Linked DNA regions of Homo sapiens: region 2 is linked to region 1. The links are chromatin loops, found by intact Hi-C in ENCODE. Cell type or tissue: CD14-positive monocyte. All regions are shown on one strand. Each heading gives the region's core, and the rest is flanking DNA. Links, peaks and the distances in the headings are about the cores only. Region 1 overlaps PCAT29 (prostate cancer associated transcript 29). Region 2 overlaps PCAT29 (prostate cancer associated transcript 29).

Region 1 (6,998 bases), core at 2,515-5,014:
CAGCTAGATTTAGGTAACCTCTTAGGCTGCTGTCAGCCTGACTACCTTCTTTAGACTCTAAGCTCGTTGGCTGGAAGGGAAAAGACTGTTCACCTGGTCTGCCCAGGCGGTCTCACTTAATCTTCTCATTAGCTCCTAGGAGCAGATGCTCTTGCGTCCATTGTGCAGCTAAGGAAGCTGAGGACCCACTGAAGGCTGAGGGTTTGACCCATCCCTCCCACTGCCTACAGGGCTGTGGACAGAGCTAGGAGCATATGTTGTGCACTCCTGACTGGGCATCCAGGAAGAGAGAAGACTCAGATAATCCCAAGGGCATCCCCTCAAAGTCTGATGGCCCTCTGCCCCTCTTTGGGCCTGTCTTGTAGAGCAGCAGGAAGAGCTATGAAGTCAGAAGCCCAGGCCAGGACTCCAGCCCTGCCCCTTACTGGCTGGACCACCTTGGACCAGCCAATACCCTCTCTGCCTCTGTTGCCCAATCTCTAGCATGAAGGGCTGTGCTGAACAATCTCCAAGTCCCTTCAGCTCTATAAGCTGGGGCCACTAAGCTTCATTTTTTGCCTCCAGCCTGCTGAAGGCTGAGAACTTGGTTCGTGCCTGCCTCTGGCCTTCCTCAGCCATGGATTCGATGCTTCTTGGTCTCCTCTTACTCAAACACGTCAGAAGCTGAGACCTGTCTCAACATAACCTCATGCCAGGGGGTATTGTGTCAAATGGGCTCACCTGTTGGTCCCAGCCCCATTCCTTATGAGCCTTTTGAATCTGTATTCCCCACTGAAAGCAGACATTCACTCAATCAAGCATGTGATAGATGCCCTAGGGCTGTGATACTGGCAGCTGCCATTGACTGAGTGCCTACTATGTCAGACGCATTCCATATTTTGCATCTGTACACTCTTCCTGCCAGGAATGGAGTTGTTTCCCTGTTATGCTGTTGACAAACTGCAGCCCAGAAAGGTTAAGTGACTTGACTAAGCTCTCACGACTTGGAAGTGGAAGAGTGGGGATTAGAACCCAGAACTCTGTGACTTCAAAGCCTGGGCTCCTGCCGTGTGACATATCAGTGAGATGCCCATTCCTGGCTGGGCCCTAGGATCCAGAAACATCACATCAGTGACCCTGCCTGCCCACAGGGCACCCTCAGCAGCTTCTCCTCCTCAAGCCCAGGAGTCTATAATCCTGGGCTATTCCCTTTCTGGGGCCACTCCCCAGAAAGGACAGTCAGACCCCCTGGGTGGTCTTTCTGTGGCATCGAGTGGACAGGGGCCTCCCTCTCTGGCTTGGGCAGGCAGGCGTGTGCTACTGTCGTCTCTAGGCAGCCATCGGATGAATAACTGATGGTGATTAGCTAAATCATAACATTGCTCATGCCATGCATAAGTGATGAGCCAACTGGTGCCAGGCCGCGATGAGAGGCAGTGAGCACCCCCACCTCACCCCCCAGCCCGGAGAAGCCACCACCGCGCTGCCTCCCTGTGTTATCTGGCACATCAAGTGCTGCGACAATGAATATAGATTGACCTTATTATAGCAGCCGGCTGCTGGTGCCAGGCGCAGCCAGGCATACTTTGCACAAATTAAAGGTGTCAGCATGTAATTTACGGTTCATGGCAAAAAGGGGTGGTAGGGGTAGGGGAGGCACTGAGGCAGGTAGAAAGGAAGGTGGGCTGGCTGTGGGGCTGGCACCAGGAGCCCAGGCGCTAATGACAGGAGGCGCAGCCGTGGTGTCATTTTCATCCCGGTTTGCTCATTTTTAGCTATTTCTTGCTCAAGGGGGGCAGCCCCCTCTCCTGAGCCCTCCCCAACATGCTCTGTGTGCATGTGTGCGTGTGTGTATTTTTCAGCTAAATTACTGGTTTTACCTGAAGAGCGTAAAGTAGGTGTGCTAATTTACAGCTCGGCAGATAAAGCCGCAGCGTGCAGCGCTGTCTGGGAAGCCTGTGATCCGACATCATTTTACTAACACACCCGAGAGCAGCTTGACACATTGAGTCGGGCCTGTGATTAAAGTTGTAGTCTTCTTTCCCCCTCCCTCTCTCTTCTCCAACACGGAGAACAGATTAAACTCTAAGTAATAGATCTCGGTTTTCTTGCCATCCCACTGATATACACAGTACACAGTTTGACACAAAGAGTAAGTTATACATCACAAACAACAGCCTCTGCTCTTTACCGCCCAGAATTAATTTTCCATTTGCTACGCTTCCCTCCTCTCCAAGCCCATTTTCCTGTCCAGCAGGGCTCTCTCCTCTCTTGAAAAGGCAGGTGAGGAGAAGTGCAGGTCAGGCCTGGAAGAGGTGGCTCGGGACAGAGTTTAACCCTTATGGTTTAAGGATGAGGAAACAGAGACCTGGAGAGAAGCGACTTCCTGATGTCGCCCTTTGTGTCTGTGGCAGTGGTGAGGCTCAAACCTGTCTTCTGGTTGATAAGCCAGGCCCCACCTCCCATGCCCAGACAGCAGAGGCTGCCCGAGGAGCTGCTTGTTTGTTTGCCCTGCTATTCCCAGCAACCTGCCAGCAAACTGTCTCTGCTTCTCTGCTCTGCTCTGTGCCCCAGGAGGGGACCTCTAAGGGCTGCCCATGCCTCTGACCACTGCCTGGGCTTGGCCAGCGGGAGATACCAGAATGAGAAGCAACAGTGGGAGGAGAGAGGGGCTGGGCTATTTCTCCTCTGCTTCTCCCTCTGGGACGTGTGTCTCGGAAGAGCTGCCTCCCTCTGTGACTGCGCTCCTGTGGGGCGGCCCCTCCTCCACGGCCCCCACTCCTGCTGGTCTCTGGCCATGACATCCTGCCCTGCCCTGTAGATGCGGGCTGCGGACAGCTGTCAGCTGTTCTAGTCCAGGAGTCTCCCCATCCCTTTTGGATTTCCTTAACCCTGCCTAACTCAGTCACAAGCCCCTCCATCTGTGTCTCTTCATTTGAGCCACCTGGGGGGAATTCTGTTTCCTGTGGGGACCTCGAATGATACTGGGGTGGACCCATTCTTTATTGAGGACCTACGCTGGCAGCCATCTGCCTAAAGGCACACACTGGGAGGAAGGAGTCCAGACCTCCCAGGGTAGCACACATCCCTCTGGGAGGGTCCACCATTCACCCGGCTTGCTTTCCTGGCCACTGACACCCCTCCCCAGGCCCCACCGCAAGTCTTTGTACACCACCTTAGTGGAGTCTCGTGTGTGGCCCTGTGAGGCAGGGTCTGGCTAGGCCCTCTAAGGGATGTGGAAACGGAGGCCCAGGGAGGCTGGGGCTCTTCCCTAGGGTCACCCAACTTTGCACAGCAGAGTCCAGTTCCAAATGTGGGGCTAGCTGGCTCCAGTGCTGAGCAACTTCCTCTGTGCTGTGTGGGAGGTTCGTCTTGCTCATGTAGCTCACGTAGAACACACACACACACACACACACACACACGTGCACACACAGGCACAAATGACTAAATGCTTTTAAGGAGCTGTAGGAGAGTATGGGCAGGGATGCAAGGCCAGAAGTGAGGAGGGTTAGACGTGGCAGGGAGGGCTGGGTAAATCCAGGAGGGCATTTTGGAGGAGGTCAATAAGTCCTGGAGATGATTGGAAACCGCGTGGAAGCATATAGCCAGGAACTCTCTAACCGCGCCTCGGTAGACTGGTTGCACTGAATCACCAGGTTGGGTGGGGTTTAGGGGTATGCTTTAAAATTAGACTCCCAGGCCTCATCTCTAACATATAGAATCAGAATCTCTGGGGATGCAGTCCAAGAATCTGTTTTGTTTTGCTTTGATATGCAACTAGTCGTGGGAGCCACAAACTCTTCCCACTTCCCCATTTTACGTGCTGGGGAAGTATGTAAAGGAAGTAGAGAGAGGCCTAGGGACTTGCTCAGGGTCTCACAACAACCAATTCCAAAGCCAGGGCTGGCACCCAGGCCCCTTGGTTCCCAGCTCGGTGCTCATCCGACTGCTCATTCACCCTCGGGCTTCTCAGTGGGCAGGGTGGAAACACAGCTTCCTTAGATGATGGTCTCAGCCTCCTCCTCCCCCCGCCCCAGCCACCCTGCAGCCGGTTCTCAAGATGGCAAGTGGGGGGTGGATGAAGGTGGTGGCAAAGCGAGAAAGCGCCTGGAATAACACGACATTTTGAAATGTGAATCACTGGCACTTTCTGTTTTCTCCTGTTCCCCCTCTGCACCCTCCCATTCCCGCCCCCCCCCCCCCCCCGCCGACCAGGCACTCTCTGAGCTGTAGGAACGCTAGGCCTGGACATCCACCCAGCGTGTGGAACCAGCTGGGGAAGCCACCTGCGTGCAAGAGTGGGTGGAGTCTGAGATGAGAGCAGAGACTGGGGCTCTGGGCCTACTGCTGTCCCTTCTTGCTGTGTGACTTTGGGCAAGGCACTGTACCTCTCTGGACCTCAGCACTGGGATGCTCACCATAAGGCTTGTCAATACCCTTGGGCTGCCACATGGTGGGGGTGGGGGCCCTGCAGGACCTAGTCTATCCTGAATCCCTCTTCTGCCCTCCTGTCCTGACATTCCATCGCTCGTGTTCCGGTCTTTTGAACCCTGAGTAACAGGAGCCCAGGACGGTGCTGGTGGGAGGGTGCTGGGAAAGGGGGAAGCTGGGGAGGGGGCAGTTAGGGCTGCCAAGTGGAACAGGGGCCACTCAGCCGCTGAATGAGTGTCTGGACTCCCACCCCCAGACACTTCCTCCACATTCCCTCAACTCAGGAGCTAATGATTCAAAAACAGAGGTCAGCTCCTGGCTCCATGTTGACATGCAGGTACAGGGCAGAGCAAGCCAATGGTACCCTGGACCTCAGGGGGCTTGTGCCCTCTGTGGTGTGAAAGGTCACTGGGCATTTCTTAAGTGCCTCCAGCGCCAGGGCTTCTCCTCAGGCACCAAGGAGTGAGTTGGCTCTGTGTGTGTTTGTGTCCCCATCCCCAGATCAGGCCTGACTCACCCCGTGTCCCCACAGTCCAACACAGTGCTGGGTGCACAGCAGGGGCCCCAGGGACATCCCTGCATGGAATTTGTGCTGCCTGGCCAGGACCTCGTCAGCCTCAGCAGGCAGGAGCCTTGGTCCCAAGAGGATTGCCTTTGGGCAAGGCTTTTTTTCAGGCCCTCAGTGACCACATTTCTAAAATTGTGGTAGTGGCCAGTTTCATAGGCTGAGGAGCTCTTTCTGCTCTCCCTCGCCACAGGGTCCCTCTGCCTCAGCAGGAGAGCAGGCCAGAGTGCAGAGTCTGAGTGTGAGGCAGATGTGCATACGCAGGAACTCAGACAGGGCTGGCACATGGCAGCTGCTCAGTTATCGTCTATGAGGGGAAGAAAGGAGGAGGAGGGAAGAGGCAGAAAGAGGGTGAGGCTGGTGTGTGCAGCCCCATCAGCTGGCTCTGTGCTCATCTGATCCCTCTTGATCCCCCAGCTGGCTCCTGCCCACCCTCCTCTACTTCCTCCTGTGGCCTTTTCCCCTCCTCCTGAGAAGAAGGTGATATTGGAGGAAATGGTGGGGAGGGCACTGGAGAAAGCTCCCTAGGAAGTGGAGCTCTGTTCTAGAGACTAGGGAAATTAGGCCGTAAGTCTCCAGACCTCCCCTTCTGAGGAGCCCTCCATATAGCAGGAGGTGCTCAAAGCTGAGTGTCCCAATCCTGAACTTGGCAAACAACCTAACCCTAACACCCCACTGACGGTGTCCCAGGTGTAGACCCCTGTCTGGCTAGGAGGGACAGTGTTTAGTTTGCCACTGAGTGAGGGTGGTGGTGTGGGGTGGGGCTGTAAGAGAGAAATGCACCCCAGGAAGTGGGAAGCCAAGAGTGGGGAGAGTTCCATGCCCAGGAGCCCAGGGCCCACTTGTGGCTGCTCACGCTCACCATGTTTTGTCACCTGCCACTGGCTCCTAACCACTGATCAAAAATAGTCCTCTGCTTGCCCTTACATGTGACCGGCCTGTGGTCAGAGCACCCTACCCAGGCTGGGGTTGGGCTGCACGAGCATCCTGGCCAGCCCTGCCCCAAATGAGACAGGAAGTGCTCTGAAGTGCCTCTGTAGCTGATGGGGGCCGGGGTGGGGGGACCCTGCCAGCAGCTATCTGGGAGAGTTTGGCTTATGTTTCATAGTGTTTTCAAGGTCAGTTTCTTCCTCCTTGTTACCTGTGCCTCTTGTTTCTCTTAAAGGCCATCTGGAAAGAGGATATGGCCCAGAAGCATTTCTGTTCTCTCTCTGGACCTGAACATGGTTCCCCAAGGGTGTATTGTCTTGGCTGGCATGGTGGGTGGAGAGGGTATGGGGACAGGGTGGGCCCTAGCTTAGAATCCAAGCCACAGGGGCTTTAAACCCAAGAGAAAAAAACGTGGAGAGCTACAACCAGGCATTTTACCAATGAGGAAGCAACTTCTAGGGAGGTGAAGTGACTCACCTAGTGACTTCAAAATAAAAAATTCCCATTTCACAGATGAGGAGACAAAATCATAGAGACAAAACGTGACCTGCCTAGGGTAACACCATAGTGGCAGAACTCTGACTGGACCCAAATCTCTGGGTTCCTCGCTTCCTTCCATCCTGCTGGACAGCTCTGTGTGTGTGATCTGTTGGTAAATTAGTTATGCTTATCTCCATTTACAAATGAGGAAACTGAATCTCAGAACAATGGCGTACTTGGCAAATAATGACACCTTCAGCTCTGCTTGAGATCAGACGCAGCAAGTCCAGTGGAGGCCCAGGTCCCAGCTCCTCTAGGAAACCTGTCCTGACGATTCCAGGCCACATGGAGTCCTTCCTTCTCCAAAGTCTTACTATGCTTATTTTAAGGAATAGAAAAATAATGCTAAGAAAGAAGCAAGGAAACATTCGTACAATGCTCATGGCACGCTGAGTATTTGCCAGCACTCATGGGCGCCTAGGGACCACCTTGAGCAGGACTCAGGATGATGCTCATTTTACAGGTGAGGAAACTGAGGTTCAGAGGGCTCAGGTCCCAACCCATGTCTGTCTGACTCCCAAGTTCAATGCGCTTTTCTCCCTTATTCAGCCCC
Region 2 (6,998 bases), core at 2,456-4,955, 57 kb before region 1:
ATACTATAGAAACTCCATATCACTAGGGCACGGTCAGGGAAGTGGACCTTAGAGTGGGCCATGGAGCACCCCCTGGGGAAGAAGGGTCCCTTCCTGGGCCCATCTAGAACTAACAGCACTCACTTCAAGGAGGAGATATAGGGTCAATCCTGAGCAGAATTTTTCGCAGGTAGTTTGTGAAGTCTCTGCCTCCTGAATCTGCATCCCTTTCAGCTTTCTGTTGCTTGCTGGGTCTGTACTATCTCAGATGATCAGAGCCCTCAGAATCTTCCCACCCTAAACATGTCCACACTGAGATGTCAGGGACAGTGGCCCCCACTTGGTTTCTATTTAGCAGAGAACTAACAGAGTGCTATAGAGAGATCCCCAGTTAATGGCTGGGAACATTTGCAGAATGCTTTCCTGAAAACTGAAATAGCACCCCTTTGGGGGCTACTGTTTCTGCCTCCACATTGGGGGGCTTGTTCTGAGACAGATGGTCCCCTGTTGGGCTGTTCTCACACACACGAGCAGAGGAATTCTTTTAGGTCCTCTTGGCCTCGGGAGCATTTTGAATCAGATGCCAGGAGAAACAGATTGCCTACCCCTTATTCTGGGGGCTGTGGGTGGATGGCTTTGAGAGGAGATCTCTTCCAAGAATGTGTTTTCCCTTACATCTTCAGGATGCCATGCACTTCCCGCTCTGCTCTTTTGAGGCTGGCATAAGCATGAGAGTTGCTTGGGGGGGAACGTCTGTACCGCCTCTGCCCCACTGCTCAGGAGCAATGGCGGATGAGTGAGTCACTTTTGGCATCCTCCTTTGTTCCCTTTGCGTAGGGCTACCCAGTTGGTAACACTACAATCTGCTCTCCACCACCAGCTTAACATTCCTAAAATAGCTCAGTGTGATTGGGCCATTCCGTTGCTCAAGAACCATCCAGAGTCTTCCATTGCCTGTAGAATGAAGTCCCAGGCTTTCGTCTCACGTTCGAGGTTGCTACCATCTGGCCTTCATTTGCTTTTCCAACCATGCCCCTCATTCCTTCTCTACCCAAGGTCTTCCCTCCAGACAGTCAGGTCTACTCTCCTTTCCCAGAATGCCTGGCCTCCTGGCTGCATCCACACCATTCTCTTGGTTAAAATGCTATCCCCCTTTGTTGCCTGTATAAACTTCTTCCTGTTCTTCCAAACAGGTTTGAGGCCAACCTTGCAAAGGCCTCCTCTCCTTGGATGTCTTCCTTGATCCCTCCTTTCATTTGCCCCCTGATTCCATGTTACCACACAGAGGCCCTCTTGTGACTACTTACCTAGGTGTGGGCAGGGAGTGGGAGAACCACAAGGGACAGTACCCAGGGCTATTACCACCAACAGGTACTCCCAGTAGCAGGAGAGCTATTACCACTTCTAGGCCTGAAGAAGCGAGGGGAGGAAACTGTTAACAAAACCTGGAAGGAGGAAGGCCTGCAGAGAAGACCACAGGGCTGTGACCTTCCACAGAGATGTAGTCAGCTTGGGGAGAGCTCTCCGGTGAGTCAGGAGAATGAGCACCCCTTAATTGAGACCAATTGGAAGCCAGAGCGCAAGGGAGCCCCTTAGAAAGTCTCTGCAGGGGCCGGGTGTGGTGGCTCATGCCTGTAATCCCAGCACTTTGGGAGGCCAAGGCAGGCGGATCACAAGGTCAGGAGTTTGAGACTAGCCTGGCCAATATGGTGAAACCCCGTCGCTCGTAAAAATACAAAAATTAGCCAGGCGTGGTGGCAGGTGCCTGTAGTCCCAGCTACTCGGGAAGCTGAGATAGGAGAATTGCTTGAACCTGAGAGGCAGAGGTTGCAGTGAGCCAAGATCACACCATTGTACTCCAGCCTGGGTGACAGCGAGACTCCAACTCAAAAAAAAAAAAAAAAGTCTCTGCAGGTCAGCCTTCCTGTGTGGGTAGAGGAGTGAAGGAGTGTGGAAAGGAATCTGGAGGGATGTAAAGAGGAAGGGGATTCTAGCTTTTACCTTAGATATCAGATGGGTAAATTGTGAAGACTTTGAATGTCACAAGTAGAAAGATTCTTAGATTCAAGCTGTTCCACATCATTTCCCATATAGGAAAGTGGAAGCCCAGAGGGTGTTCGCGCTGATCTGAGACCACACAGTAAGGTAGTGTCAGAGATGAGACGGGACGAAGTGTGAACCCCCCAGTTCATTAGTCAATTGTTTCTTTGGAACAGAGCATCTAATAAGTTACACAATAAGAATCTGAGTTTTAGTCTTACTGGCCATGCTGGCTGTTTGGTAACTGGTGAGATGGCCTGACGGGAGTCTGTTTGCAAGTGGTGGCTGACAGCCCTCCACGGAAGAGGTGCATCCTGAAGGGGGAAGCCATGGACGATGATTTTACCCAGTGGTATGTGGATTGACATTATGGACATAGCACGGCAGTTGTTTGTTTGTTTGTTTTCTTTTTTTTCTTTTTTTTTTTTTTTGAGACAGCATCTCACTCTATTTCCTAGGCTGGAATGCAGTGGTGCAATCACAGCTCACTGCAGCCTTGACCTCCCAGGCTCAAGCAATCCTCCCATTTTAACCTCTCAAGCGGCTGGGACTACAGGCACGTACCACCATACCTTGCTAATATCTTTAAATTTTTTTTTTTTTTTTTTTGTAGAGACGAGGTCTCACTGTGTTGCTAGGGCTGGTCTCAAACTTCTGACCTCAGGTGATCCACCCGCCTCAGCCTCCCAAAGTGCTGAGATTACAGGCGTGAGCCACTGTGCCCAGCTGGCAGTTGTTTTTCAAGTCTGTTGTCCACCTCGGTTCCTGGACACCATTTGAATGCTCTCCCACGGAGAGCAGAGAGAGAGAGAGAGAGAGAGAGAGAGAGTGTGTGTGTGTGTTTTAAGGGGAGGAATCTACAGTAGAATCTGAAAGAGCTCTTTCACTCATCTCTGAGTCACACTGAACTCCAAGCAGCACTGCTGTGGGTTCCCCATAAGGGAGCATAACAGAGAGACAGCTCTCCCACACCCCACTGTATTTATTATTATTATTACTTTTTGAGATGGAGTCTCACTCTGTTGCTTGGGCTGGAGTGCAGTGGCGCAATCTCGGCTCACTGCAACCTCTACCTCCCGGGTTCAAGTGGTTCTCCTGCCTCAGCCTCCTGAGTAGCTGGGATTACAGGCGCCCATGACCACTCCCGGCTAATTTTAGTAGAGACAGGGTTTCACCATGTTGGCCAGGCTGGTCTCCAACTCCTGACCTCAGGTGATCTGCCCACCTCAGTCTCCCAAAGTGTTGGGATTACAGATGTGAGCCACTGTCCTGGCACCCAACTTTGTTTTAATTCTCTTTCACCCGATTTCCTTCTACTCTTTTTTTTAAAAATTGAAGCAGTTGTGCAGTTTTTTGCAATGTTCAGACTCTGATACTTATGACTCCTTACATCTCAGATCAAGCCGTGGGAAGGCCCGGGCAGGGAATATGATATCCAATGGTCAGTGGAAAGAATGCACTCAGGGAAGTCAAATACATGGTCTAAGTTCCCACAGCTGGAAAGGGATGACCAAGCAGTAGGCTTGACTCTGAAGACCATGCCGTTTTGATTTTACCATATTGGGACTCTCTCCCTCTGCCAACCGTTCCTTTTTCTGAGTCTTTTCCTATTCTTTTTCTCTCTCATCTCTCAACCTTTCCCTTCTTCACCTCCATCTCCCCCATCCTCTCTATCTCTCTCTTTCTCCTTTTCCCCTCTCCCCACTCTTCTGAAAAGCCACAGCTTCTCTCTGTTCTAATATGCCTAAGACATTGTCCCAGAAACTTTCTTATGTGCTTCTTGACACCCAGAGTGACTGAACACAGGTATGTTTGTTGGGAGAGCCTCTGCCTCCATGGGAAGAGAAGCTAACTGGTTGACTTTCTGCTACTTGTACCAGCCAAGGGGCTATTTGCAGACAGTACATAACAATGACAAAGCACCATAAGACATTGAGCAATCTTTCCTTGCATCAATTAGATTCTGACATCTGCTTACTGTTTAATTATCTTTTGACTGAGGAAATGGAAAAGTTGACAAGTAGTTCAACCCAACAAGAGTCAGGTTCCTTATTTTTCCCCCTTCATGAGCATGTTTTTAGAACACTGATCTGCCAGCATCTCCTGGTCTCTCTGGGGCACTGGCAAAAAATACAGACAAATATTTATGTTCCATGAACTCAAGAAGGTTTTCATATTGTTTTCATGTTTAACTGATTTCAAATGAACGACAATGGCTCTTAATGTGGTTACAAGAATTTGCCATTAATTTTCACTTGAAATTGGATGCAGCCGGTGTACATGCCTATACTGTATTCTAGTTCTTAACGATTTGCCTTCCAAAAACATAGGCTGCTTCCTACTGGCTGATGGGCACAGCAGCTTAGTGAGGGTATCGATCTCCTATTACATGTGAACAAAAATTAAATTGAGAATATCACCCTATTTCAGAGTGCTTTGCCTGTAGCATTTGAGGCAGGCGGCTGGGACACTGAATGAAGAGCCTGGGGGAGGCAGGTTCAGCATGCCACCGTTTCCTGGTCATGAAGATGCCAGCTCCAGCTCCAAGCAGGTGACAAGGCTGGGTGGCCAGGGGACATGGGAGTGTGGTTCGAGGTCTCAGAGCATTTTAAAAAACTTCCGTTGTCTTTCTACCTTGGATTTCAGGAGCACCAGGGTAATGTTCTAAACTTCTTTGTGAGGTTTAAAGTCTTCCCTCCCTTGGTCTAAAATGTTGAAGTGGGTGGTGGAACAGAGAGGTGACATGAAGATGAGAGTTGAGCCAGAGGAATAGGATTCTCCATCTTTGGGGACGTCATTTAATTTTGGAAACACTCAGTTTCTGTTTAAGCAGTGTAACCATATAATTTGTTGAACACTTTTGAAGGGGTGAATGTTAAATTGGATAGCATGTTGGGAAAATGGGCTTAAACTGGAGATAAGGTCGACCTATGAATAAAGAAGGGATTAGGCCACATAGCGGGGGTCAGGGGTGGTAAATAGGTTTCATACCCATGGTAATTATGGAAGAGCCATCAGGCTTTCTGGACTGCATTGTGGAGGGGATGGTGCAGCTGCTTTTGAGCACCATGGAAGAGTTTCCTGATTGATTAGCAATGTCTGCTCTAGTCTCTGGGAAGGATGGCTGCACCCTTGCGGGTATTCACCATTCCTGGATTGGATGTCTTCAAGAGCCTTTTCAATTCTATTTTTGAAATAAGAATAATTGAGAAGTGAATGAAGCTAACCTTCTTATTTAAATGCCCTGGAGTTTGAGACCTGGAAAGCCAGACTGAGAGGCCTATGGCAGTGCTTTTCCAACTGAATGTGTACACTTGAATCTTGTCAAAATGCAGATTCTGAATCAGAAGTCTGGGCTAAGGCCCAATAGCCTCAATTTCTGATGAGTTCCCAGGTGATACCGATGCTGCTGGTCTGTGGGCCACACTTTGAGCAACAAAGACCTAAGGCAGCATCCTGAACCTGGGCCAGTGCCCCTTCACTGCAGGCTCATAGCCTGCAGAAGAACCTGTATATATGCTACTTTCCAAAGATTTTTTTCCGCAGGTCATTTAAGTGATTCCTCCAGACAGCCTTTTAATGTTTGATAGATTATTTCCCGCCCCCATCACCCAGTTTTTTTTTCCTAAATGTGCTTTTCAGGTGCAGCAGGTTTAAGTGCCTAGCCCAAGAGCTATAAATGGCAGAGCTGAGACTCACATTTAAGTCTTTGCCCTTCCCCAGGTGGCCCTTTGAGCACCTATCTGGCAGGCCTAATTATAGAGGTAATGTTGTGAGTGCCCTCAGCTCAAATGGGGCAGCTCTTGGAGCAGTGCCAAGGGATTGTACTGATGCTAAATATGCCTTCAGATCACGTCAGAAGCCTAAGATTGCCTTGTGACCCCCAGCTCCACCATTCCAGCCAGTCATTAAGGCAGGCAGACAACATCTTACAGTCTTGGGTTCATGGGAGCCTTTTTTGTTCTTATGAGGGTTTTAGAGCCAGATAGACCTGGATCAGAATCTTTCCATGTCATTTGACCTTAAGCAAGTTACTTAATCTCCCAAATTAAAATCCCTTCACCTGTAAAAAGGCACATTCTTGGCTGAGCGCGGTGGCTCACGCCTGTAATCTCAGCACTTTGGGAGGCTGAGGCAGGCGGATCATAAGGTCAGGAGTTTTAGACCAGCCTGACCAACATGGTGAAACCCCGTCTCTACTACTAAAAATACAAAAATTAGCCAGGCATGGTGGTGCGCAGCTGTAATCCCAGCTACTCGGGAGGCTGAGGCAGGAGAATTGCTTGAACCCAGGAGGCGGAGGTTGCAGTGAGCTAAGATCGCGCCATTGCACTCCAGCCTTGGCAACAGAGGGAGACTCCATTTCAAAAAAAAAAAAAAAAAAAAATAGGCACATTCTTGCCTTTCAGAGTTGTTGGAAAGATGAAAATAAACAATGAATGTAGTAAAATGCATGGCACAGTGCATAGCAAAGATGGAACATTTTGTTTCTCCCCTTTGCCCTTCAGAAGAACTGTAATTCCTTAGTGTTGCTACTCACTGCACAAATACAGTGTAACTATCTTAGATTCTTCTTGATACAGTGGTGTACTCCACAATAATGGGTTCAACCTTTATGTAGTGCCTTCCCGTACACAATAAAATAGAAAACCATATTCATTACCAAATATCATTCTTTCATGATATAACACACAAAAAACTATTTAAACAAACTTCAAAACTTATACTGTAAAACATGTCAGCACCAAAAACTATGCAGGCAACACAGACAAATTTGAAAATTAGAAGAAAACTTAAAATGTCCCCGTTGTGATTTGGCATTAGCAAAATCACCGATAAGTTTCGCAACTTCTGCTGCCTTGTTTCTGCAGCGAGTGGTGTTAATTCTGTTAAACATTGTTGTCACAGAGTGTTCCTTAAATAGTTTTTAATTGGTTTTAATTTGGAGAAAAAACGTTTTGCTGAAGATACAGGGGCAG

Evidence for each region. Hi-C counts contacts between places; a loop is a spot of excess contacts. Peaks named below come from ENCODE experiments on the same cell type or tissue, not always from the same donor. Only the 100,000 strongest peaks of a DNase experiment are listed, where the experiment ranks them.
Region 2: it touches region 1 in a loop (4-fold over the local background); 4 of 110 quality-filtered maps call a loop at or near these places.

What each region holds. Positions count from the first base shown.
Region 1 is chr15:69,663,276-69,670,273 of GRCh38, forward strand. The region is part of intron 1 of PCAT29 (prostate cancer associated transcript 29); the gene reads left to right. Among named protein-coding and RNA genes, the nearest start is that of PCAT29, 75 kb to the left of the region's middle. RefSeq lists enhancers at 1,785-2,400, 3,017-3,631, 3,072-3,121, 3,152-3,201, 5,710-5,789. In CD14-positive monocyte, for the core only: no CTCF peak of the experiment used is centred there; DNase peaks (open chromatin) are centred at 3,356, 3,816, 4,256 and 4,916; H3K4me3 peaks cover 2,067 bases; H3K27ac peaks cover 2,500 bases.
Region 2 is chr15:69,606,506-69,613,503 of GRCh38, forward strand. All of the region lies in intron 1 of PCAT29 (prostate cancer associated transcript 29), which reads left to right. Among named protein-coding and RNA genes, the nearest start is that of PCAT29, 18 kb to the left of the region's middle. In CD14-positive monocyte, for the core only: no CTCF peak of the experiment used is centred there; DNase peaks (open chromatin) are centred at 2,906 and 3,976; H3K4me3 peaks cover 1,559 bases; H3K27ac peaks cover 2,433 bases.